Linked DNA regions of Homo sapiens: regions 1 and 2 are each linked to region 3. A link is a loop called in an ENCODE intact Hi-C map of the cell type or tissue named here. Cell type or tissue: CD14-positive monocyte. All regions are shown on one strand.

The links. Hi-C counts contacts between places; a loop is a spot of excess contacts. Peaks named below come from ENCODE experiments on the same cell type or tissue, not always from the same donor. Only the 100,000 strongest peaks of a DNase experiment are listed, where the experiment ranks them.
Region 1: a loop joins it to region 3, with 3 times the contacts of the local background. A loop is called at or near these places in 70 of 110 quality-filtered maps.
Region 2: it touches region 3 in a loop (4-fold over the local background); 92 of 110 quality-filtered maps call a loop at or near these places.

The regions. Positions count from the first base shown.
Region 1 is chr6:137,258,789-137,266,788 of GRCh38, reverse strand. No RefSeq gene overlaps it. Among named protein-coding and RNA genes, the nearest start is that of IFNGR1, 43 kb to the right of the region's middle. In CD14-positive monocyte, no CTCF peak of the experiment used is centred here; no DNase peak of the experiment used is centred here.
Region 2 is chr6:137,090,152-137,098,151 of GRCh38, reverse strand. No RefSeq gene overlaps it. Among named protein-coding and RNA genes, the nearest start is that of IL20RA, 49 kb to the right of the region's middle. RefSeq lists enhancers at 118-287, 883-1,052, 1,966-2,105, 3,513-3,762, 3,783-3,832. In CD14-positive monocyte, CTCF peaks have their summits at 3,352 and 3,552; a DNase peak (open chromatin) is centred at 3,651.
Region 3 is chr6:137,309,605-137,317,604 of GRCh38, reverse strand. LOC105378017 (a long non-coding RNA gene) reads left to right here and starts at 3,490. Exons shown (of 3, transcript XR_943043.1): 1 at 3,490-3,601. RefSeq lists an enhancer at 1,915-2,515. In CD14-positive monocyte, CTCF peaks have their summits at 2,890 and 3,094 (motif pointing right); DNase peaks (open chromatin) are centred at 2,394 and 3,134; H3K4me3 peaks cover 1,420 bases; H3K27ac peaks cover 737 bases.

The DNA of each region.
Region 1 (8,000 bases), 51 kb after region 3:
AGGCTGCAGAACATGAACTAACTCAACCTCTTTCCTTACAAACCACCCAGCCACAGGTACGCCTTTATAGCAACACAAAACAGACTAAGCCAGCAGGAATATGGGGTTTTATCACACTCCTCTCTCCATTTGTGTGTATTTGAAATAAAGAGTTTTTAAGGAAAATGTAAAATTGTATGTGAGGTTAAAAAAGAACTGCTGCTCCTATGATGACGAATTTTGGGTTAATTCACCTGCTGTGAAGAGATGAAAAAAGAAAAAACGAAGACTTCACTTTGCTTCTCCTCTATATTTTTAGCAGTCTTTGGAGATTATTCTTACTGGGGAAGAAATTGCACTGAGTCAAAGGCATTTCCTTCTCAAGTGCTAATACGTTACCACACATTACCTCTTACACAGTTCCCTCCTCAAAGAAACATAAACATAGCATAACAGAAGAGAACAGCCTTTTGCGCCATTTTTCAGACACTGGCTCTCCTTGTCCCCTGAGGTTTTCTTCTTTCTGAGTGCACATTCCAGATGGCTGTGCTTTGAAATCCCACACCTGCTCCAACCCTGATCCTCTCCTAGAAACTCCTCTGAGGAGGCATCTCTGGTCTCCCAACCAGGGTGACCAACTCTCTTCTCTGTCCCTTCGTTTCCTTGCATACCCTCCCCGCAGCACTTAACATGTGATATGAAACGCATTTGTGTCTCTTCCCTGGACCATAAGCTCCCTTAGGGCAGGGACTCAGCCTTTTAAACATTTCTTTCCAGTGTCTAATATCTTCTGGCAAATAGCAGACTCTCAGTAGCTGCCAAATACATGCATGCTCTGGTACTATCTCCTGTAAGCCTCGGTAATCTTAACAAGGTTTCCACTATGAAAAATCTCTGTTCTTAATTTCCTTTATTAAGTATTAAGTTTTGGATGTTTCTGTCTAGCAAAAAGCCTGTACTCTGAACCAATAATTTAATCATCTACCAGTTTTGTTGATTAGAAGATAATACTTGTCTCTCAGGGTTTCTAAGGCGCCGCACCCAGCCAAGAGTTTTTATTCCTTGGCATGTGTCCAGGAAATTTCTAGTTAAGAATAGGCTTATGATAATCCGGTCTAAGATCTAGAAGATTTACAAGTCATAGGAGTTTTAATTTATGGGATTCTGGAAAGTGAACTAGTTGCATAATTTGTATATATATCCATTTTCCTGAACTATTTTTAAAAACATCTTTCTTGACATGTGTCACATACCATAAAATTCAATCATTTAACATATACAATTCAATGTTTTAAAATATATTAATATATTTGTGCAAACATCTCTATAACTTTAGAGCATTTTCATCACCAGCCCTCCTCCAAACACCCTGCTGCCATCACTGCCCATTCTCTCTCCCCTCTTTGGCCCTAGGTGCCCACTAATGTACTTTTTGTCTCTGTAGATTTGCCTACTCTAGACATTTCTCATAAATAAAATCATACAATATGTGATCTTTTATGACTTGCTTTTTTTATTTAGTATTTACAAGGATCATCCATGATGTAGCCTGTGTCAGTACTCCATTCTTTCTTCTGTTGCCAAATCCTATTTCATTGTATAGATATACCTCATTTTGTTGATCCATTCATCAGATGATGAACATTTGGGTTGTTTCCAATATTTGGCCATTATATATGATGCTGCCATGAAAATGGCAAATTAAATTTTTGTGTGGACTTAAATTTCCATCTCTCTTGGACATATATAGCTAAGAGTAGAATTGCTGGGTCCTGTGGTACCACCATGTTTAACTTTATGAGGAGCTGTCAAGCTGCTTTCCACGGTGGTTGCATCATTTTACATACCCACCAACAATATATGAGGGTTCCAATTTCTCCACATCCTCACCACTTACTATCATTCCTTTTTTAATTACTGTAGCTATCCTAGTGAATGTGGTTTTGATTTGCATTTGCCTAATGTCAAACAGATGTTGAGCATCTTTCCACGTGCTCATTGGCCATTTATATAACTTATTTGGAGAAATGTCTATTCAAATACTTTGCCCTTTTAAAATTGTGTTGTCTTTTCATTGTTAAATTATAAAAGTTCTTTATATATTGTGAATTAAGGCTCTTATCCGATATGTGATTGTCATAGTTAAGAAATCATTGATTAGCCCAAGGTCACAAAGATTTAATCTTGTCTTAGTCTGTTTTCTGCTGCTATAACGGAGTATCACAGACTTGATAATTTATACACAAAAGATTATTTGGCTCACAGTTTTGGAGGCTGGGAAGTCCAAAGGCATGGTGCCAGCATCTGCTTAGCCATCTGGTGAGGGCTTTCTTGTTGCATCACACCATGGCTGAAAGCAGAAAGGCAGGTGACAAATGAGACAGGGAGAAAATGGAGGTCAAACTTATGCTGGAGTCCTCTCCCTCAATAACTAATCCACTACCCTGATAACAGCATTAATCCGTTCACAAGGGCAGAACCCTCATGATCTACACCTCTTAAAGGTCTTACCTCCTAGTACTACCCCAATGGCAATTAAATTTGACCATGAGTTTTGGTGGGACATTCAAACCATAGCAAATCCCATGTTTTCTTTTAAGAGTTTTGTAATTTTAGCTCTTTCATTTCAGTTGTCAGGGAAGCTACAGATTACCTGTCCCTGTGTAAGTTCTCAGTTGAGACAAGCCCCTGTAACAAAAGCAGATCAACAAGAAAAAAACAAACAAGTTTATTAACACATACAGTGAACACCATGCAGGAAAAACCTCAATGAAAAGTAACTCAAAGCAGTTGCTTAGAACTCTGGCTTGTATCGCATCTTCAACAAAGAACAATAAATTTATAGAGAAATGACAGGACAAAGGAAGGCAATTTCCTTTCGGGGTAGGAAACAGTGGGAAAATAACTATATGGGGGTAAACTAATGAAGTAACGTTTGTTTGCAGATTCTTCTGGTGCTTTCTCTGGGTGAATAGAGTCTAGAGTTGTGTCCAGTAAACGAGAATTTATATCCTACCTTGAGGCAGAAAAGGGGAAGACAGCGAGAGCTTTTTCCATTTGCTGCTTCTTAATTGCCTTCAGTCACAAAATAATTGATAATTGTTTTAATATAGTGTGAAATAGTAGTTCAAGTTCATTCTTTTGCATGTAGAGATCCAGTTGTCCCAGCAGCATGTTTGGAAAGACTTCTTTTCCCCATTGGAATTGTCTCGGCAATCTTATCTAAAATAAATTTATATACATGTATATATTTATATACATATATACACATGTATATATGTGTGTGTGTGCAGGATTTTTAAAAAAACTTTTATTGGGGTGTGATTGACATACAAAAAGCTGTACATATTTAATGTATGCAACTTGATGAGTTTGAGGCTAAATATACATCTGTGAAATCATTACCACAATCTAAACATACCCATCACCTCCAAAACAGTTTCCTCCTACCCTCTATATTTATAATTATTTGTGTATGTGTGTGTGTGCATGTGTGTGTGTGTAGTATGTGATAAAACATAAGATCTACCCACTTAGCAAATTTTTAAGATGTAATACAGTTTTGTTAACTATAGGTATTATGTTATACAGTAGATCTCTAGGACTTACTCATCTTTTATAACTGAAACTTTGCAACTTTTGGCTAATAGCTCCCTATATCCCCCTTTCCCCAGCTCCTGACAACCACCATTCTACTCTCTGCTTCTACAAGTTTAACTATTTTAGATTCCTTATGTAAGTGGCATCAAGTAGTACTTGTCTTCCTGTGTCTAACTTGTTTCACTTAGCATAAAGTCCTCTAGGCTTATGCATGTTGTCACAAATGGCAGGATTTCCTTCTTTCTTAGGGCTAAACAATATTCCACTGTATATATATAACACATTTTCTTTACCCATTCATCCATGATGAATATTTAGGTTACTTAGGTTCATGCTGCAATGAACAGGAGTGCAAATGCTCTTTGAAATCCCAATTTCGATTCCTTTAGATATATACCCGGTAGTGGGATTGCTGGATCACATAGTAGTTCTATTTTTAAATTTTTTGAAGACCCTCCATAATGTCTTGCATATGTAGGCTGGCTTCTAGACTGACTGTATTCCATTGATCTATGTGTCTATCCTTATGTCAGTATCATGCTGGCTTGACTACTGTAACTTTGTAGTAAGTTCTGAAGTAAATGTGAGTCCTCCAATTTTGTCCCTCTTTTTAAGGATTCTTTTGATTATTCTGGGTCCCTTGCTTTTCCATATTACTTTTAAAGTGCATATATCTTGTTCTTCTGAAATTATTTCATTTATGTGTTATTTCTGGTTATATCATCCAAGTTTGTTTATTTTTTTCACTCATGATTGCTTTATCTTCATTTCTTTCTCTTTAAGATTTTTAAAAATCTTTCAGACAATGAATTTGGGTTCCAAAGTGACTAGCTTGTCTTTTAATATTTTAGCTAAAAGCATTTTAAATTTGTGTGGTATATGTGTATATTTTGTGACTGAATCTTCTTACATCCTCTTATTACAATTTCATTTAATAAGTGCTTCACCGAAATTTAATTAACATAACATAAAATTCACCCTGATAAAGTGTAAAATTCAGTGTTTTTAGTAAATTCACTCAGCTGTTGAACCATCTAATTCTAGACTGTCTAACTTCAGAACATTTCATAACCCTCCAAAGAAAATCTTGCCATCTTAGTTTTTGAAAATTTTTTGGCAAGCTTCATTCTTGACAACTTCTTCTTTTTTTTACTTTGGTAAAACCACCACCTTGCCTTGAGCTATTTGCTCATTCAAAACTAAAGTTTATTTAGGCCACTTGATATGATTCACCTTGTCTCTAGAGAAATCTTAAAACTTTTTCAAGGAAGTGGTCAATTATTTACATAAACTTGAAAAGGCTTTGCTTCTCATCACTTCAAACACAAGGCTTTGAGAATTACCCATTTGATTTGCTACTTTGCAAATTCACAAATAACTCTATATTTGAACATTTAAATTGTTTGAAGTGTTTGGGGAAACAATTTACTTCCTGGCTCTATATCCTTTTTAGTTATCTCTTCCTTTTATGTAAGAACTGCATTAATAGATGACTTTCAAGAATATTATGAGAAAAAATAGTGAAAGTAATTTAAGCAAAGTATATTCTGTACTCAATTCTACATCAACAATGAACGAACCTCTTGTCCACAACCATTTAAAAACACTCCATTGAACTCAGATGTAAAAGTTTACTGAGTTATGTCAGTGGAAACTTTGCCAAGAACAAACAAAACAATGAGGCCATAACTGGAGAATGTTCTGTTCTCTATTTTTTTTTTTGAGACAGAGTTTAACTCTTTCATCTGCCGCCCAGGTTGGATGGAGTGCAGTGGTGCAGTCTCGGCTCAATGCAGCCTCCATCTCCTGGGTTCAAGTGATTCTCCTGCCTCAACCTCCCAAGTAGCTGGGACAACAGGCCCACCACCACGCCCGGCTCATTTTTTGTGTTTTTGATACAGATGGGTTTTCACCATGTTGACCAGGCTGGTCTCAAACTCGTGACCTTGGGATCCACCTGCCTGGGGCTCCCAAAGTGCTGGGATTACAGGTGTGAGCCACTGTGTCTGGCCTATCCAACTATTTTTCAAAGTCATCAGAAAAGCCTTGATATCCGTCATTCACTATAATGCAGAAAAACCTCACATTTTGAATTTAGGCATACCTGGGTTAGAATTCCGCTAAAGAGCTGAGTTAGCTTAGATAACATATAACAACGGTAAACCAAAAAGTATCTGAAACAAGTCACAATCCATTTAGAAGTTTTTTTTGCCAAGGTTGAGGATGCACCCAGGAGACAGGTCTGTGCCTTTCTCCAAAGATGATTTTAAGGGCTTCAATAATTTAACCAGGAAAAGCAAGCTGGAGAAGGAATAGAGAGGGTATGGGCATGTGACTGAACTCACATATTGCAAGACAAAAGGATCAGGTAGGGGAATAGTCAATTATGTATTTGTCTTGCCCTCAGTGGATCCACACTTTACACAAGATAAGGTGAACATGTTACCAGTGGAAGGTGTCCAGGAACAAAGAGTTGGACAAAACTCACAAATAAAGCAAGGAAAGAATGAAGCAACAAAAGCAGAGATTTACTGAAAATGAAACTACACTCCACAGTGTGGGAGCGGGTCTGAGCATAGGGGCTCAAGAGCCCCGTTACAGAATATTCTGGGGTTTAAATACCCTTTAGAGGTTTTTATTCGTTACTTGGTATATGCCCTATGGAAACGAAGGGGATGAAGTGAAGTTACAAAGTCATTTACTCAGTGTATGCCCTATGTAAATGGAGAGAATATTTCCTGTCATAGCTGAAGCATTTCCACTTGATTTACGTCTAGGAAGTCATTAGGTTCCCTGCCTCCAGACCCTATTCTCCTGCCTCAAACACAGAGTGAAGATATTTAATATTTTATCGTAGCTATCTGCTTAGGAACAAAAGGAATGGCAGGTGCTTGCATGAGTCAGCTTTCAGCTTAATTTTTCCCCTTGGCGTACTGAATTGGGGTCCCAGGTTTTTATTTTCCTTTCATACAACAGACCTCCACTTTCTGACCCTCAGCTTTCTCATCTGTATGTGTAACCTGACTTCTTCCAGACCTCACCAGCTGGAGATGTAGATGAAGTCAGCTATAGTTTGAATGTTTGTGTCCCTCCAAATTTAATGTTGCAATTTATTCTCCAGTGCAACCATATTAGAAGGTGGGGCATTTAGATGGTGATTAAGTCATGAGGGCTCCACCACAGCAAGAAGGTACAAGCCTCACCAGACACCAAACCTGCTGGCACTTTGAAATTGGACTTCCCGGTCTCTGGAACTGTGAGAAATAAATTTCCATTGATTATAAGTTACCCAGTCTGAGGTTTGTTTTTGTTTTTGTTTGAGACAGCGTCTCGCTCTGTTGCCTAGGCTGGAGTGCAGCGGTGCCATCTCGGCTCATTGCAGCCACCACCTCCCGGGTTCAAGCAATTCTCTTGCCTCAGTCTCCTGAGTAGCTGGGATTACAGGTATGCACCACCAAGCCCAGCTAATTTTTTTTTTTTTTTTTTACTAGAGGCAGAGTTTCACCATGTTGGCTAGGCTGGTCTCAAACTCCTGGCCTCAGGTGTTCCACCTGCCTTGGCCTGCCAGTGTACTGGGATTACAGGCATGAGCCACTGCACCCAGCCTAAGGTATTTTATTATAGCAGCAGGAATGGACTAAGACAAAGGCACATTAACAATCATGATGCATACTTCCTTGGCAACTTTCCACCTCAGGCTTTGCAGGATTTCTGCTTCCATGTCAAGTTCATCACCCCTGAGTGCTTCCAGGGCTGTCTCTCATGTGCTTACCTGCAAACAAGTTGGTTTCACTCCCACCATCAAGGGCAGTGCCCCTACTCCACACTCCACAGGGGGATCAGATCTGTTTTCTTGCTTCCCTGGACTCGAAGCAAGCCCTGCTGCTGCTTCTCCAGTGAATGAAGGCGTGTCCACCAGGTTGAGGATGACCAGGCATCTGAAATCATTTTGGTTCTTAGAGTCGCAAAACCTCTACTCTGATCTAAGTTTCTCTCTTATCCTACAGGCTGCAGTTTGTGCAAAAAATCTTGAGATACATGGGTTTCCAATTCTAGGGCACATAAGAATAACTTGGTGAGTTGTTAAAAATGCAGACTCGTGAGCCCCACCCAGGACTCTGGATTGAATTTTTCATGTTGAAAGTCCGCAGGTCACCTGAAAGCTATTCTCTGGTGTACTGACGATTTGGATAGCCAATGGTCTGTTGTTGGGACTATTAAGACAGACTCACTTCTTTTCTCTTGTCTCTCCAGTCTCTTCCTCACGGCCTTGAGCTGACCTCTAGCCAGAGTGACATACGAGAAATGCAAATCTCTATCATTTATTTCTCACCATCCTGCAACGCAGTCATTTTCTCTCAATAATACAATACAACAAAAGCCCAATATATTAAACTGATGTCATAGGAGCTGCTCAGCTG
Region 2 (8,000 bases), 220 kb after region 3:
TTTAACTAGCTAGGCATGATGGCACACACCTGTAGTCCTAGCTACTCAGTAGGCTGAGACAGGAGGATCACCTGAGCCTAGAAGTTGGAGGCTGCATTGAGCTATGATCGTGCCACTGCACTCCAGCCTGGGCAACAGAGTGAGATCCCGTCTCAAAAAAAAAAGTCCCTTTTATGAGAGTTTCAAATAACAGAGGAAGGAGGAATAAATTCACATTTCTGTGGCCTAATTCATGAAGTGCCTTTTCCATATAGATTTGATCTGTTTGAAATGACAAGTCTATATCAAGCTTTCTAGTCAGTGTCTGGCAAATGGAAATTTTTTCAAGAATCTTAGCTATTATTGTAATTCTTATATAGTCTTTGAAACAACTCTGTAAAGTTGCCGTTGTTTTTCCCATTTCATCAGAGTGAGCCAAAGTTCAGAAAGTTCAAGCCCAAGGACATCTACCTGAGCTGCTGTGGTGAAGCCACGCAGTCCATGTTCTTCCCAGCCACATTTTGCTGCCAAAGGCTAAATAATTCAGCAAGATTCATCACAAAATTCAACAATATGCCCCATGAAAAATCTGTCTTCGACTGTTTGGAGGGTGGGCATTTTGTCCTTTAGGACAGATATTGAAAGAGGCTTCTGGATATCACTCTGATATGAAGCGGCTATTTTAGGATTTCAGGATGATTTCTTATAAGAAAGAGCTGGTATACTAACAGTAATTAATCTTTTACTTGCCAGAGGGAAAGAAATACTTTACAATGTCTTCATTATTTTTTCCTATTTCAGAGTTTTCCAATGTCTGAAGGCAAATATGCCTATCAATTGCAAATCACAAATTCTCAACCTGGACTCTGAGGCATGGTATTGAGTAGAATGCTATAAATATGACCCAGCTGTTAACTTTGCATGTTACAAACAGAGATGTTTCATAATGGCTCATCAAGTGACTTATAAACATCAATGATGCAAGACAGAATAACTTGTTTTTTTCTACTATACCATGATGTTAAATACATCTTCTGTATTAGATTTTGTTACCTACATTCTCCCTTTGTTTATTTTTGAAAAATAAAATCCTTTTTATGGTACTCCAGACATACATTTGCATATCAGAGAGTTGGTAAAAAGAAAAAAAGAGAGAGTTATTTGGTATAAAAAGGAGTCATTAAAGACTTTAACATCAATTTGGAAAATTCAAGAATTAAGGCAGAAGACTATCATGCAAAAAGCAGTAAGTTCAAAGTAAGAGTTTAAAAAAGCAAGGGAGATTGTGGGAAATGAGCTGCCACCTTTTTTTCCCAGATTTTTATCTCATTTTAACTTTCTTTTAGGTACAATGGATGCAGACATGTCTGTAAACATTACTAATTTGAAATTACTCCTCTTGAATTTGAAGCGTATTATTTGATGGAATACTGTAAATGTGCTCACAGATGTTTCCTCACATGCTTCAAAACATAGGTGTCCCAACATGGTCAGCCAAGTGGCTTTTAAATATTGATGATGCAAGAAAAATTACCATGTTTTTATATAATTGGGCACCATTGAGGTTTTGCAAGGCTTCAGATTTTACTGGTAATAAAAGCTATAAATTGAGTCTTCCCTTACTACCAATCTCTTCATCTCAGACCTGCCCCAAAACCCTACTTGTCTGACATAATAAACAGTTGAACCCCAGCATAATTAACCAATTTTATAAGATGGTTTTATGATCAACCTAGAATATAGATGATACAAATGTCTTCCCATGTTACAGGGTGGCAAGCCGATTTTCATCAGACATTTATGAGGAGATCATTTTCTCTGACCACTTCATTCCCAAGGCCAGGGCTGATGGGAGGTAGGGTAGGTGGTGAGGGAGACAGTGAGGAAATGGAAGTTCTATCACCAAGAAAATTTCCTGGTGAGTGTGATATCAGGCAGTGAGAGAGTTTGAGAAGCAAAGAGCAGTGGTTTGCTTTTATTTTTTGGTTTTTGTTTTGTGGTGGTGGTGTGGGGTTTGTTTTTAGTGACAGGCTTTAAATCACAAAGAAACATTTCAAAAGTAAATGACATTTAACTTGAATAACTGGACAAATGATTCTTCTAACATCATCTGAAGAGAAGCTATTTACCTTCTGATGCATTGGTGAGGGGCCATATGGTGTTGTTATGCCATTTATGCATAGGAATTCCTGTTTTCATACTGAAGTATGTACACACACACATATATACAGTGTTAGTTCTACTGCTCTCTCATCAGTGGATTTCAGAGATATTTCCATTTAGTCTCATTGAAGGTCTGGTGTGGGAGGATATGAGAGAGGAAGTCACTGGGCCCATGGGAAACTGAGTTTGGGTGCAACCTCTGAAGCCAGAAGAAGGGGAAGCCACCAGTAACCTAGTTATCTCATCCAGGCAACCAGTGATGATTTACATGCACAGCTGTCCTCAGACAGCCCTGCTGCATGGCTGACAATTACAGGATGGTTGAAACCCTGCTCTCTGTGTCTAGTAAATATTATTTCTATTGTCATGTCAAAACACTAGGCCTTTTTTCAATTATTCAGCTTTTCTTTTACAATCATCGATTGTACTGTGGAAAAAACCTCAGGAGAAAACTCTATTATATACCAGCCAGAATCCTTTAACGAGTAATTTTGCACATTTACCATAAACTTAAACTTGAATCTTACACTCTTCAGTGTTTTGGGTTGCAAACAACAGTAGATTTTCTGGCTAACCTGAATTTGTTAGAAGGATATAAATAAGCTCCCAGCGTTGTTGGGAAAACTCAGCATACTTAGGCAGAAACGAAGGTAGGCAAAGCCCCGCCAACATCCTGCAGGGACCTGCTGATCCCGGGTGCTTGCTATTACGCCACTAGCCTACACCTGACATCACAAATAATATGCAAGTGGCTGAGCCTTTGAGATGCCCAGCCACGCTTTGGTCACATGACCATGCTCCAGCAGCCAGGGGTCAAAGAGTCGAAGAAAGATCGTCCCCCTTTGACTTCCATTGCGGCGAGGGACAAGCCCTGTCCCTCACCCATCTTCAGATTCTCCCCAAACAGGAAGGATACTGGGCATCCAGAAGCACAAAATGTTTAGGGCTTGGTGGTCGGTGCTTTAACTACATTTCCTCACTTAATTATGACAACAGCCGCGTCACTCCTGTCTTAAAGATGAGAAATCAAGGCTCGAAAAAGACAAGCAATTGCCCATCATGGTGAGATCTAAGATATTGAAGCCCCATTGCACACATCACAGAAATCTTACATTATGATTAATCTCACTCAAATGTTAGGTGTCTTTGAGTGTATTTCCTTAGAAAAGTTGTGATCTGAATGTGGTAACACTCTTGACCAAAACACAGGTTTCATTAAAAAACAAAACAAAACCATTTCTTCAAACACAGCCGTGTCATAATAAGAGTCTTTAAGAATAAGTTAGTGCCTGTCTATTCCATATTACAAGCTGAAAGCATAATTTCTTTAAGCTTAGCTGTCAATTTATCTGAAAATATGGAAGGAATAACATATTCTTAGTTTACAACAAGGAATTTATGGCTTAAAGATGCTTAGAGGGGACTGTTTTTTTGCTTCTGCGTAGAACCACAGCACGCTACTGACCTCCTGTGGCCATATTTCAAGGTACTGTCTTCTATTTAAAAGGAGCTTCTTCAAAGAGAACAGCAATTGCAGGAGAGGTCCCCCGGGTGTTTGATCCTGATGTGTCATCATTGAGAAACTAGTTGTTGTTCTACTCAAATGTGGAATTACTGAGCCAGTAAGTCCAACTGTGCTCTGCCCAAAAGCTACAGTCTTGTTCCTAATAATTTGCCCAAGTCTTTGCCCACAACATAACTTCTATATTTTTAAAAAATATTCACTGAGCACCTATTGGGTTTGGGGCATCTGACAAACACTTTACCTTGTCTCATTTAATCAATGCAACAACTATATTATTGCCATTTTATAGAGAAATTGAAGTTCAAGGAAGATCAGTAATTTTTCCCAAAATCAGAGGCACAAAATGGGATTTTGATCAAAGGATTCAATCCCCTTCCCCATCTTCAAGGTCTGTAATATGGTTTGGATACATGTCTCCACCCAAATCCCATGTCAAATTGTAATCCCCAGTGTTGGAAGTGGGGCCTGGTGACAGATGATTGGACAATTGGAGCGATTTCTTGTCAGTAGTTTCGCAGCATCCCCTTGGTGCTGTTCTCATGATAGTGAGTGAGTTCTCATGAGATCTGGTCATTTAAAAGTGTGCAGCACCTCCCCACTTCCTCTCTCTTGCTGCTGCTCCAGCCATGTAAGACTCCTGCTCTCCCTTTGCCTTTTACCACAATTGGAAGCTTCCTGAGGCCTCCCCAGAAGCAAAAGCCACCATGCTTTCTGCACAGCCTTGCAGAACCATGAGCCAATTAAACCTCTTTTCTTTATAAATTGCCCAGTTTCAGATAGTTCTTGATAGTAGTGCAAGCACAGACTAAAACAGTCTTCTAACATCACCCATGAAGGCTTCCGTGACTGCTTGGCACACAGAGATATCACCTCCTCAGGACTTTAGTACTTGGCTCATACTCCTTTATATTATTATTTTTATACGTGTAGTAAAAACCTTGGTCAAAGGTCAGATGGGAGGGGTGTTAGTGTGTAAATCTAGAACAAAAAATTCTCCCAGGGTCAAAATCTGCACATGTAGTTGTGAAAAATAATGATGGCTCACATTTACCAGCTGCTAGCTGTGAGCCAGAGATGTCTCGATGTGCTTAACATGTTCTAAATGACTGAGCATGTGGCTTCAAGGCTTAGCTGGTTACAGCGGTTGTCTAGGAAATGACTGAATCTTTTTTACACCAACTCTGCAATGTGGATGTTACTAATATCCCTGGTTTATAGATGAGAAGACTGAGATGTTAAATCTGTTGTTTTCAAAGGTTGAATTGTGTCTCCACAAAATTCATATGTTAAAGTTCTAACTCCCAGTACCCCAAATGCGGCCTTATTCAAAAATATGATGGTTGCAGATGTAATTAGTTAAGATGGGGTCTTATTGGAGTAGAGTGGGCCCTTAATCCAATATGACTGGTGTCCTTCAAAAAGAATGCTATGTGAAAACACAGACACACACACACAGTGATTATACCATGTAATGGCCAGACACGGTAGCTCATGCCTGTAATCCCAGCACTTTGGGAAGCCGAGCCAGGCAGATCACTTGAGGTCAGGAGTTTGAGACCAGCCCCACTAACATGGTGAAATGCTGTCTCTACTAAAAATACAAAAATTATCCGGGCATGGTGGTGGGTGCCTATAATCCCAGCTACTCGGGAGGCTGAGGCAGGAGAATCGCTTGTACCCGGGAGGCAGAAGTTGCAGTGAGCCGAGATTGCACTACTGCACTCCAGCCTGGGCGACAGAGAGAGACCCTGTCATACACACAAAAAAGACTGGAATTATGCTGCTGCAAGCCAAAGAATGCCAAAGATTGCTGGCAAACCACGAGAAGCTTGGAGTAAGGCCTGGAACAGAGTCTCCTTGGTGGCCCTCAGAAGGAATCAACCCTATTAACATCATGGTCTGACTTGCAGCCCGCAGATCTGTGAGACGACATATTTCTGCTGTTCTAAGCCACCCAACTTGTGGTGCTTTGTTACAGCAGCCCCAGGAAGGTACAGTGCTTGGCTAAGATCTCAGAGCCACCAGGTGGGGAAGCACAAAAGCAGACCCCAGCAGTATGGCATGAGAGCCAGTGCTCTTCCCTGCACTGCACAGGCTGGAGAGAAACAGGAGGAGGAAGGAGGTAAGTGATTGCAGAAATATCTCACATCCCTTGGGAGGGTGGCCAGTACCTAGAGCCAGGGGGAAGGGCTTTTATACAGAATCCCCACACTGCAGAAGCAGTCACTGTGTGTGTCCCAGTCTCCAGTTGTACTTCTTATCACCCAGGATTCCGGGTAGTCATACTGATATGATATTGAGCAACATACCATCTGCAGCAACAACAGGGGCAAGGGGAATGGGTGCCCATGCCTCCTTTGACCTTTCCATGAGCCCTGTCTTCCAGCTGTCACACACCCACAGCAATAAACAGGGTGCTCCAAAAAGGTTAGTGAGGTTTTTTAAGATTAATTGTTTTATTGGCATTTAATTGCTGTGTTAGTCTATTTGCATTGCTCGAGGAATACCTGAGGCTGTGTAATTTGCAAAGAAAAAAAGGTTTATTTGGTTCACAGTTCTGCAGGCTGTACAAGCATGGCACCAGCATCTGCTCCTGGTGAGGCCTCGGGGTGGTTCCAATCATCACAGAAGGCAAAGGGGGAGCATGCATGTCACATGGCAAGAGGGGAGCAGGAGAAACGGGGAGGAGGTGCCAGGCTGTTTTTAAACAACCAGATCTCATGTGAACTCATAGAGTGAGAACAGACTCATCACCATGAGGATGACACCAAGCCATTCATGAGGGATCCATCCCCATGATCCAAACACCTCCCACCAGGCCCCACCTCCAACATCGGGGGTCACATTTCAACATGAGAGGAAAAACATTTGGAGGAGAAAAGCAACCAAATTACATCCATTGCCATAAAATAAATTGTACATATTTACAGTGCACAATTTGATAACTTATGACATCAGCACACATCCATGAAACCATCACCACAACTAAGATATTGAATGCATCCATCATCCACAGAAGTCTCATCACACCCCTGTGTACTCTGTCCCACCTCGCCATCCTACCCTCCTCTCTGTCCACAGGCAATCTTTCACTTGTCTGCTCTCTTTCACTATGGATAGCTTGCATTTTATAGAATCTCATATCAAGAGAATCATATAGTATATTCTATTTTTGTCTGGCTCCTTTAACTTGGCATAATTATCTTGAGATTCATCCATGTGTTGTGTTATATCAATAGTTCATTACTTTTTATTTCTGAGTAGAATGCCACCATACGAGTATATCACAATGTGTTTATCCATTCACCTGTTGATAGGTACTTGGATTGTTTCCACTTTAGAGATATTACAAATAGTCTCGTCCACACATTGTGACAGACTCTTTGTATGGACGGATGCTTTTATTTTTCTTGGGTAAATAGGAGTGACATAGGAGTGAAAGGCTGGGACCTATAGTAAGTGTATTTTCACTTTTTAAGGAACTGTCAAATGATTTTCTGTTGTGATCGTACTGTTGTATGTTCCAATCAAGAGTGTGACAGCGTTCTGGTTGCTCCATCTCCTCTTCACCAATATTTGATATTGTCCATTTTTTTTTAGATTTGTGCCACTGTAATAGAGGTATATCTCATTGTGGTTTTAATCTGCATCACCCTAATGATAACGGTATTCGTGGAGCATCTTTCGGCTTGCTTATTTGCTATACCTTCTTCAGTATATATAACTCTATCTCTCACCTATGAGACGTTTAATTTTGGTGACTCTCTGAACATTTCTTCTTAGTTTTTGCCCTCTGCATCCCCAATTCTTGACTTCTATGCAGATTTAAGCTCTACTTATTACCTTGATGTTTTCCATCCTATATAATATTGAGATGAAGATGCCTCCTTGGTGGAGGCAGTGAGACCAGGAGAGACATTTGAGGTTCTTTCTTGCTTTCCCCACATTGCCCCATGATAATCCCTGCCTGGTCTAGAGTCCAGGGGTGTCTTAGTCTGTTTGGGCAGCCATAACAAAGTACTACAAACTGGGTAGCTTATAAACAACAGCAATTTATTTCTCCAAGTTCTGGAGGCTGGGAAGTTCAAGATCAAGGCATTGGCAGATTCCGTATGTGGTGAACACCCTCTTCCTGGTGCACAGATGGCACCTTCTTGCTATGTCTTCATATAGCAGAAGGGGGAGGGAGCTTTCTGGGGTCCCTTTTATAAGGGCACTAATCTCATTCACAAGGGCTTCACCCTCATATTTCATCGCCCCCTCCAAAGGCCCTGTTGCCTAATGTCATCACACTGGTGACTAGGTTTCAACATGTGAATTCGGGGGTGGCACA
Region 3 (8,000 bases):
CTTGAAAGCACAGGTGACTTCTCTATTTGACACCAGTATGCCCTTGAAAAAGTTATTCTGTCTTTCAGCATCACAATTTCTCTCTATGTAAAATGTTGGGAGTATGTAGTGTAACCTAAATACATCACCTACCTCATGCCTGTCACAAAGAACGTTATCTTGAAATTAGTTTTCTTTCAATTCACTTCCTTATGTAATCAATCCCACAGCACCTATGAAACAGGTGTGATCATCCTTTTAAGGATGCACTGGCTGGGCGAGATGGCTCATGCCTGTAATCCAGCACTTTGGGAGGCCGAGGCAGGTGGATCACCTGAGGTCAGGAGTTCAAGACCAGGCAGACACCTGTAATCCCACCTACTACGGAGGCTGAGACAGGAGAATCACTTGAATCTGGGGGGCAGAGGTTGCCATGAGCCAAGATGGTGCCACCTCACTCCAGCCTGGGCGAAAGAGCGAGACTCCATAAAAAAAAGGGGGGGTGCACTGACTTAGGCTTGGGAGAGTGATGAGAATGCAAACATAGGTCTCCTGGAGTCTCCAGCCTGTGATGGCCAACATAATGCAAATTTAGCCTCAACATGTGCATATTTGTGGGGAAGCATGCTATAGTTGAAGGGAGGAAGATGGAAAAGAAGTAGAAAAATATGGAGACATGTAGCTACATGTATGTGACCATATATCCTACATCTGATCTTGGAAGCCATGCAAAATGGCCAAGTCCTGACTGGAGATGTTGCAAGAGAAGCAATGTGGTACACAGTTTTTTGGTTTAAAACAGTGGTTCTGGCAGGAGGTAGGAATTCAGTTCCTCAGAGGACATTGGGCAATGTCTGAAAACATTTTGGTTATTACAGTGGGGGAGGGAGTGTTACTGGCATCTGGTGGGTAGTGACCAGGGATACTGCTAAATATTGTAGAAGGCCCAAGGCAGCCCCTACAACAAAGAATTATGCAGCCCAAAATGTCAGTAGCACCAAGACCGAGGCACTGGTTTCAAATGAAAAGTTCAACAAGAACAATAAAATAGTCTTTTCATGTATTTATTCCTTTTCAGTAATAGTCTTTAAATATTCTGGCAATAATGTCAAATGGAGGTTTGCTCAGTACACTAATTCTGTGAGAAGGTTACAATGTTCTAAGGTGAGAAAAGTATGTGTTTAAATAAATGTATTGTTTCTAATACTGGAATGAAGATAGCCCTGAGATAATTGATACTTAAAGTAGTTATAGGTTTTAAATCACAAAAGGTACTAAAAAACATATTTATAGGCTTTAAATCACAAAAGGTACTAAAAGGTACCAGTCAGTAATGTTGATCTAAAATAAAAGTGTAAAATGTTCTCACGAAATTTTCTTCTGTCAGGAAAATCTGAATTCCTTGACTTCAATTATTTGAATTTTGGGGATTTGGAACAAACAACATCCAAAATCGATCGTGCATCGAACAAAAAGATGTAGGAAAGATAAAGACACAAGTTTAAAATCATTTTAAACATGTGTACTGCTTTAAATGTCTATATTTTGCTCAAACTGGTACCTTCCCTGTAAAACTGACACCGAATCCAAACAAGATGACACAATAATATTCTTCAAAGAATGAAGAGTAGATTCAATATATAGTTTACCTGTGTGTCAAAAAACAAAACTAGCTTGATCATTGAAAACCAACTACTTGCGGAGGAAAAAAATAAAGGCAATTCATTTTCTTATTTCACTGAGTCTTTCTAACATAAAAAAGCATGAAGACTGAGTGTTCAGTAGAGTCTACAATGTTGACCCCAAAGTTCAGGATTGCATTGTTAGGTTTGACTCTGTCTGATGGCAGAAGGGCTTCTGTCTCCCAGCATCTAATAAGGAAAATCAAGTTGTGTTTTCCATGTGGTGACTCCTATCAGCAGAATTTTAAATATACTTTTAATAAAAGCACATGACATGTGAAACTTTATGGTTGGTATGCGTAGATGGAAAACCATTAAAAATGTTTTTAATATGGGAAATTTATGACCACAAAATCAGTATATATCAAAGACTTTGGCCAAGGCATACCAATAAAGCATTCACCTACTGGGTAATGTTAAAACAGGGCAAGATAAAAGTAAAGCTGGTTCATTTCTTCCCATCACAACAAAAAGATTGATAAAGAACATACTTGATATCAAACAGAGCTTCCTGCTGGCTTCAGTTACCTGGGAGTTCGGAGCCTGTGGTTTGAATAATGTTCCGCCTACAATAGGAAAGACAGCAGAAGTGTGGAGAGACTGATGGGGCTTCCTGCAGGCTGAGCTTTTAGAGTTCAAACTCATTCTTTATTCTCGAGTAGAAACGATAACAAATGTGTAAATAAATAGTCACGGATCTTCTGATGTTCCTCTTTTGGTGCTGGGAATTGCATAATGGTTCACCCAGTGGAGATGAGCTGCATTCCTCAAACTGTACTCCAGAGTTATGTAAGTTATCAAAAGAATTGGCAAAGAAGAATTTTTCACAAATTCACCTGAAAATAAATCTCTGTATATGAGATTCCTGAAGAAACAGGGTTTAGACAGTTGGTGCACTGACTAAAGAAAATTTGATCATGAAAAACATAAAATCTGTAATATTAATAGACTTCCTACACAGCATAAGCTATCATTTTAATGACTGTAAGTTTTGTCTCTTTAATTTTGGAAAATATGTTGCCAAAGTAATAAAATCTTAATATAACAATCTAAATTTTAATATGAAATATAACTATACCTGATAGAGGTCATAATTTTTTTTTCCTAAAAGGAATGCCTAAATCACTATCAAAGAGATCTCCTCTTGATCCTCGTGAACTTAGCCATTATTTATCTCATTTTCAAACATATCAGTAAAAACACCTAAGACAATACATTTTGTAATTTCATACATCATTTTCTAATCATTTCTAACCATTGAAATAACAATTATATTTGGCATTCAAGTTTTTGAAATCCACCTTTGTTTCTGTTATTAGCAGATATGCTTTGAGTAATGCACAGAGGGCAATACTCTAACTTCTGACAAATGAGCCTTTAAGTTAAAGGAAGGTGGAGACAAAGAAAATTCTGATATAATTCAAACTGGCTGAGCTATAGAAGCAGTGCCGAGTGACCACGAGAGGGCAGCATCCTCAAATAGTTGTGAGGGGGAGGGGCGGGGGCGGCAGGGATGCAATTTATGGTGGTTAGCTGAACCTGTGTAGAACTTCAAAGTCTTGTACTGTTTTCTAATTCTTCCAGTCGAAACCCAGAAAAGTGAGAACAAGCATTTTTTTTCTCCAACTTAAAAAACAAGTGGAAGAAATTCTAAAGCAGAAATAACAACACTTTACAGCACTTAACCATGTGTCTGGCACTGTTCTAAGGGCTTTACAAATATTTACTCCCTTAGTTCTCCTAAGAACCCTGTGACGTGCACACCATTATTACTCCCAATCTTACAGAAAAGGAAACCGAGGCACGGGGAGTTTATCACTTGCTCCAGTCACATAGCTGCCAATCGGTGGAGTTGGGATGCAGACCACAGCAGCTGGATCTAGTCCAAGCATAAGACTTCTCCAGTGGAACTGAGAATTCCCAGTGGGCCCTCTGTTCTAGTGAGTCATTAAGCCTCTCTGATGAACTCGAAGTCAGATAGTAACTTTCTCCTCTCACTCAATTTTCTTAGAAGATACAATGTGATATTTTTGTCTTATTTTCCATAATAATAACCCATCTGCACTTAAAAAGAAATCCACCGTGTTTCCTTAAAATGCACACTATTACAGGCATATGTGATATATGAAGACTCGTCAAAGAGAATAATGCCCATTTTAGGCTTTGAGTCTTAAGACAGTGGAAACCTAAATGTACACAAAAATAAATAAAGACTCAAGCCTTGGTCAGCACCGGGCTTATAAATTGGTTAAACCAACAGCCTACATATGGGGAAAAATGAAGAATATCTACAAAATAATATATTATTATATGCTCATCATGATATTGAAAAAATTGACTCAAGAACTACTTGAAGGGGATCCCAAGCTAGAAAAAGACAAATCAAATTAATTAATCAATCAGGAGTATCAAATCAAAACAAGTTTTAAAAATAGACTTATAGGAAAGAGGTAGTAAATTCATGTTGAACAAATCTGAACTGTCAAGTAAACCATTCATTCATTCATTCATTCATTCATCTGGAAATTATGGAGAGTTAGGGACAGAAGCAATGACCTCTTCACAAAGTAGAGGCTGAAAGAGGAGTAGGATTTTGCTAGAAGAGGCAAAGAAGGAGAGTGCTTTCTAGGAAAGGGATCAACAAAAACCAAGTTCAGAGATGAGGAAGAGCAGAACGTGTCTGAAGAATGGCAAAAAGCCATAATTAGCTAAAATCTGTGATCTCTGGAGAAAGGTGGGGGAAATGAGCCAGCAAATATAGGGGGTGGAAGGGAGGAAAAATATTTCTTTCCTTCTACTTATCCTAGGTTCATGGCTGAGGCCCTATAACAAAATGAAGATTAACAAAAGAGGCTGGGCACAGTGGCTCACACCTGTGATCCCAACATTTTGGGAGACCAAAGTGGGAGGATTGCTTCATCTGAGGAGTTTGAGACCAGCCTGGGCAACATAGGAAGACACTGTATCTACAAAAATCCAGGAGGATTGCTTGATCCTGGGAGGTAAAGGCTGCAGTAAGCCATGATTGCACCACTGCACCCCAGCCTAGGTGACAGAGCAAGACATTGTCTCAAAAAAAAAAAAAAGTAATGAAAGAAAAGCATAGAAATGTGTTTAATATAAATTGTACATGATACCAGAGCCTTCATAAGGAAATGAAGACCTGAAGAAACAGTTCAACCTGAATGTTTTTTGTTTTGTTTTGTTTTGTTTTGAGACAGAGTCTCACCCTCTTGCCCAGGCTGGAGTGCAGTGGTGGGATCCTGGCTCACTGCAAGCTCCGCCTCCCAGGCTCACACCATTCTCCTGCCTCAGACTCCCGAGTAGCTGGAACTACAGGCGACCGCCACCATGCCCGGCTAATTTTTCATATTTTTAGTAGAGACAGGGTTTCATCGTGTTAGCCAAGATGGTCTCGATCTCCTGACCTCGTGATCCACCCGCCTCGGCCTCCCAAAGTGCTGGGATTACAGGCGTGAGCCACTGCACCCGGACCTGAATGTTTTTTATAGTAGATTTGATGAAGAGTGGACAGTCATGAAGAAATATGACAGGGCAAAAAGAGTATCATCTAATGGTAATAAACTGGAAGAAGTTTATTACCATTAACTGGGAAAAGGCCTGTTTGTTCAGATTCTTCTCTGTTACCCTTCATCTTCAGAGAGAAGGATATTCCTGTCCTCTGGGTATAAGGAAAGCATCTCTCACATGAGAGTCTTATGACCTTATTCAGGGGAGGGTCAGAATATCCTCCCAGGTTTTATGACCGGAAGAAGGCCAGCAGCAGGAGTGGGAAAGCAAGTGAGAGTGACTTTCCCACTTCTGCAGTTTTCTCAAATTACTTCAGCTTAAAATGCCCAATATGCCAAGGTTCCATATTTTGGGATAGTGAGTCCTGAACCCCATCAAGGGCAATGGGATCTTAAGTCTCTGAAACAAAAGTCTTGGTAAGGGACTTGACTTTTATATTGTAGGAAATGCAGAAAATAAGATTAAATTCTGGTGCATATCTAGTGTGCAAGTAAAAGGTTATCTTCAAATGTGTTATTAAGTATTCACATGAAGGATTGAATCATGAGTTCCTTTAGGGTCACAGATGCTGCCCGATCAGGAAAGCAAGCCCACATTTTCAAATGGCTTAATGAATAGGAGCAGCAACAATTAAAAAGAAGTACTGAAAGAGAGGTGAAGAGAGGAGGTGAGTAAGGGCAACTGAAGAACAGGTAATAGAGGTAGTGTCTCCAGAATGCACAAAAGAGGAGATTTAAGCAATGATGGTCTGTTTATCAGTTAATGTCCATCAGCCTCAGACCAGCAAAATGATCAAGAGGACCCAATTACCTAAATCAGACATTTTAAAACATAGGCATGTGCCTCTCAAACATTTTGAGTGCCTACTATGTTCAAGACACTGGACTAGGTGCTAGTTTAATGCAAGATGAAAGAGAGATGATTTCTGCTGCCCAGAAATTTATAGTCTGTATAGGAGCAGGGTGAAGTTGGTCAATAATAAAAATCATTGTACTATAGTCAAGATCTCACGAAGAGCTGTCTGCATAGTTCTATGTAGAGAAATAAGAAACTGGTCATTTAGAAGGATGTTTAGGTTATTTTTTATTATTATTATTATTATTATTATCATTATTATTATTATTTTAGAGACAGGCATTCACTATGTTGCTCCGGCTGTACTCAAAATCCTGGACTTAAGCCATCCTCCCTCTCAGCATCCCAAGTAGCTGGGATTACAGACAGGAGCCACCACGCACAGCAATGTTCAGGTTATTGTTTTCCAGGACTGTCTGGGCCAAGGATGCTATTCGTTCCTCTTCTCTTCTAGAAGATTCTATTTCTCTCTCAAGGTTTATTTCTCTGAAGAGGTTCCTAAATCTTCTTTCACCCCAGCTCTTAATAAAGGCCTAATCAATGAATAAATGAATGAATGAATGAATGAGGAAATTGAATGTTTATGTGACAATTCAGGCCCCAAAAGTTTGCATAATCAAATATAAGAAAAAATCCTGCCTTGCAAAGAAAGTCTTTGTGTCTCTTCTTCCTGCACCAAAAAAAAAAAGTTTAATAATATGCTTTTGTTTTACAAATAGTAAATTTAGACATTTCCTTGAAAGAAAACTGAGTGATATCTATGCAAGCAAAAAAAAAGAGACAGAGAAAAGTGGATACTACACTGAATAGAAAATTGAAAGGCTAGTTTTAATCCTAGCTTGCTACCATCTAACTGGATAAACTTAGACAATTTGAACTAATATTTCCTCCCTGTTTCAACTAGTAGAAAATGTATTAATTAGCAACTTTTTTTTCCGTGGGGCGTGGTAGAGAGAAAAAAAGTAAAAGTCAATTCACAATGATCAGAAATGAAAAAAATAATGAAAATTAAAAAAAAACTTTAGGCACTTTATTACATGTTTGGGTTTAGTGTACCTAGTGTATGCAATATTACTTCATTTTCAAAATTATTCCAACATGCATTGTTCTTGTACTGCAGATGAAGAGTCTGAAATCTAACGTTGTTTGTAGTTACATATTCCCCCAAAGTGGCCAAACTAGCAAAGTAGAGCTATGACATATATATGAGATCTATTCACATAAAAATAAAATGCAAAATCCCTAAATGCAATTTTCTCATTGCATGAGAAAATGATTTGAAAGTTTTTGAGAAAGTACTATAATCAGGTTGACTTTACATATACAGTAATAACACGATGCAGAAAAAAATTATTTTCTCATGAATTTAACAAACAATTGCTAAATAAGTTATTGTGCCAAGGACTGGGGTGCAATACAGTAGAAATTGTGTCCATCCCAGGGAGTTTTCAGTGTAGTGAGAGATGTAAATAAGTAATCAGCCAATTACAATTCAGTGGGGTAAGTATTGATAGAGGGGCGGAGGATACTCTGGGAAAACATAAAATGAGTTCTGAACTCTGTGTGAAGAGTCAGGAAAGCGTTGATGGACCAGCAGAAGTGAGCCAGGTGAAATGTGGGTAGGAGTGTTCCTGAGAGGGGAAAGAAAATGAGCAGAGACCCTAACAATAGAGAAATATGACTTATGGCTTATTCTGGGGAACTAATACAGGTTTCCTGTGCCTAGAGGGTAGGGTTTCAGATGGGGAATGGAGAGGGATGAAAGTAGCAGTAGGTATAAAGGAGCCAGACTAACATGAGCTTTGAAGCCATGGTTAGGAGATTGGATTTAATTCTAAGGCTGCTAAGTATCACCTGACCTGTTTGTGAGTTAGTATGGAGGCTGAATTGGAGAGAAACACAACTGTAGGCAGGCTACCAACTGTGATAGACTCCATTACTTGTTCGCAATTG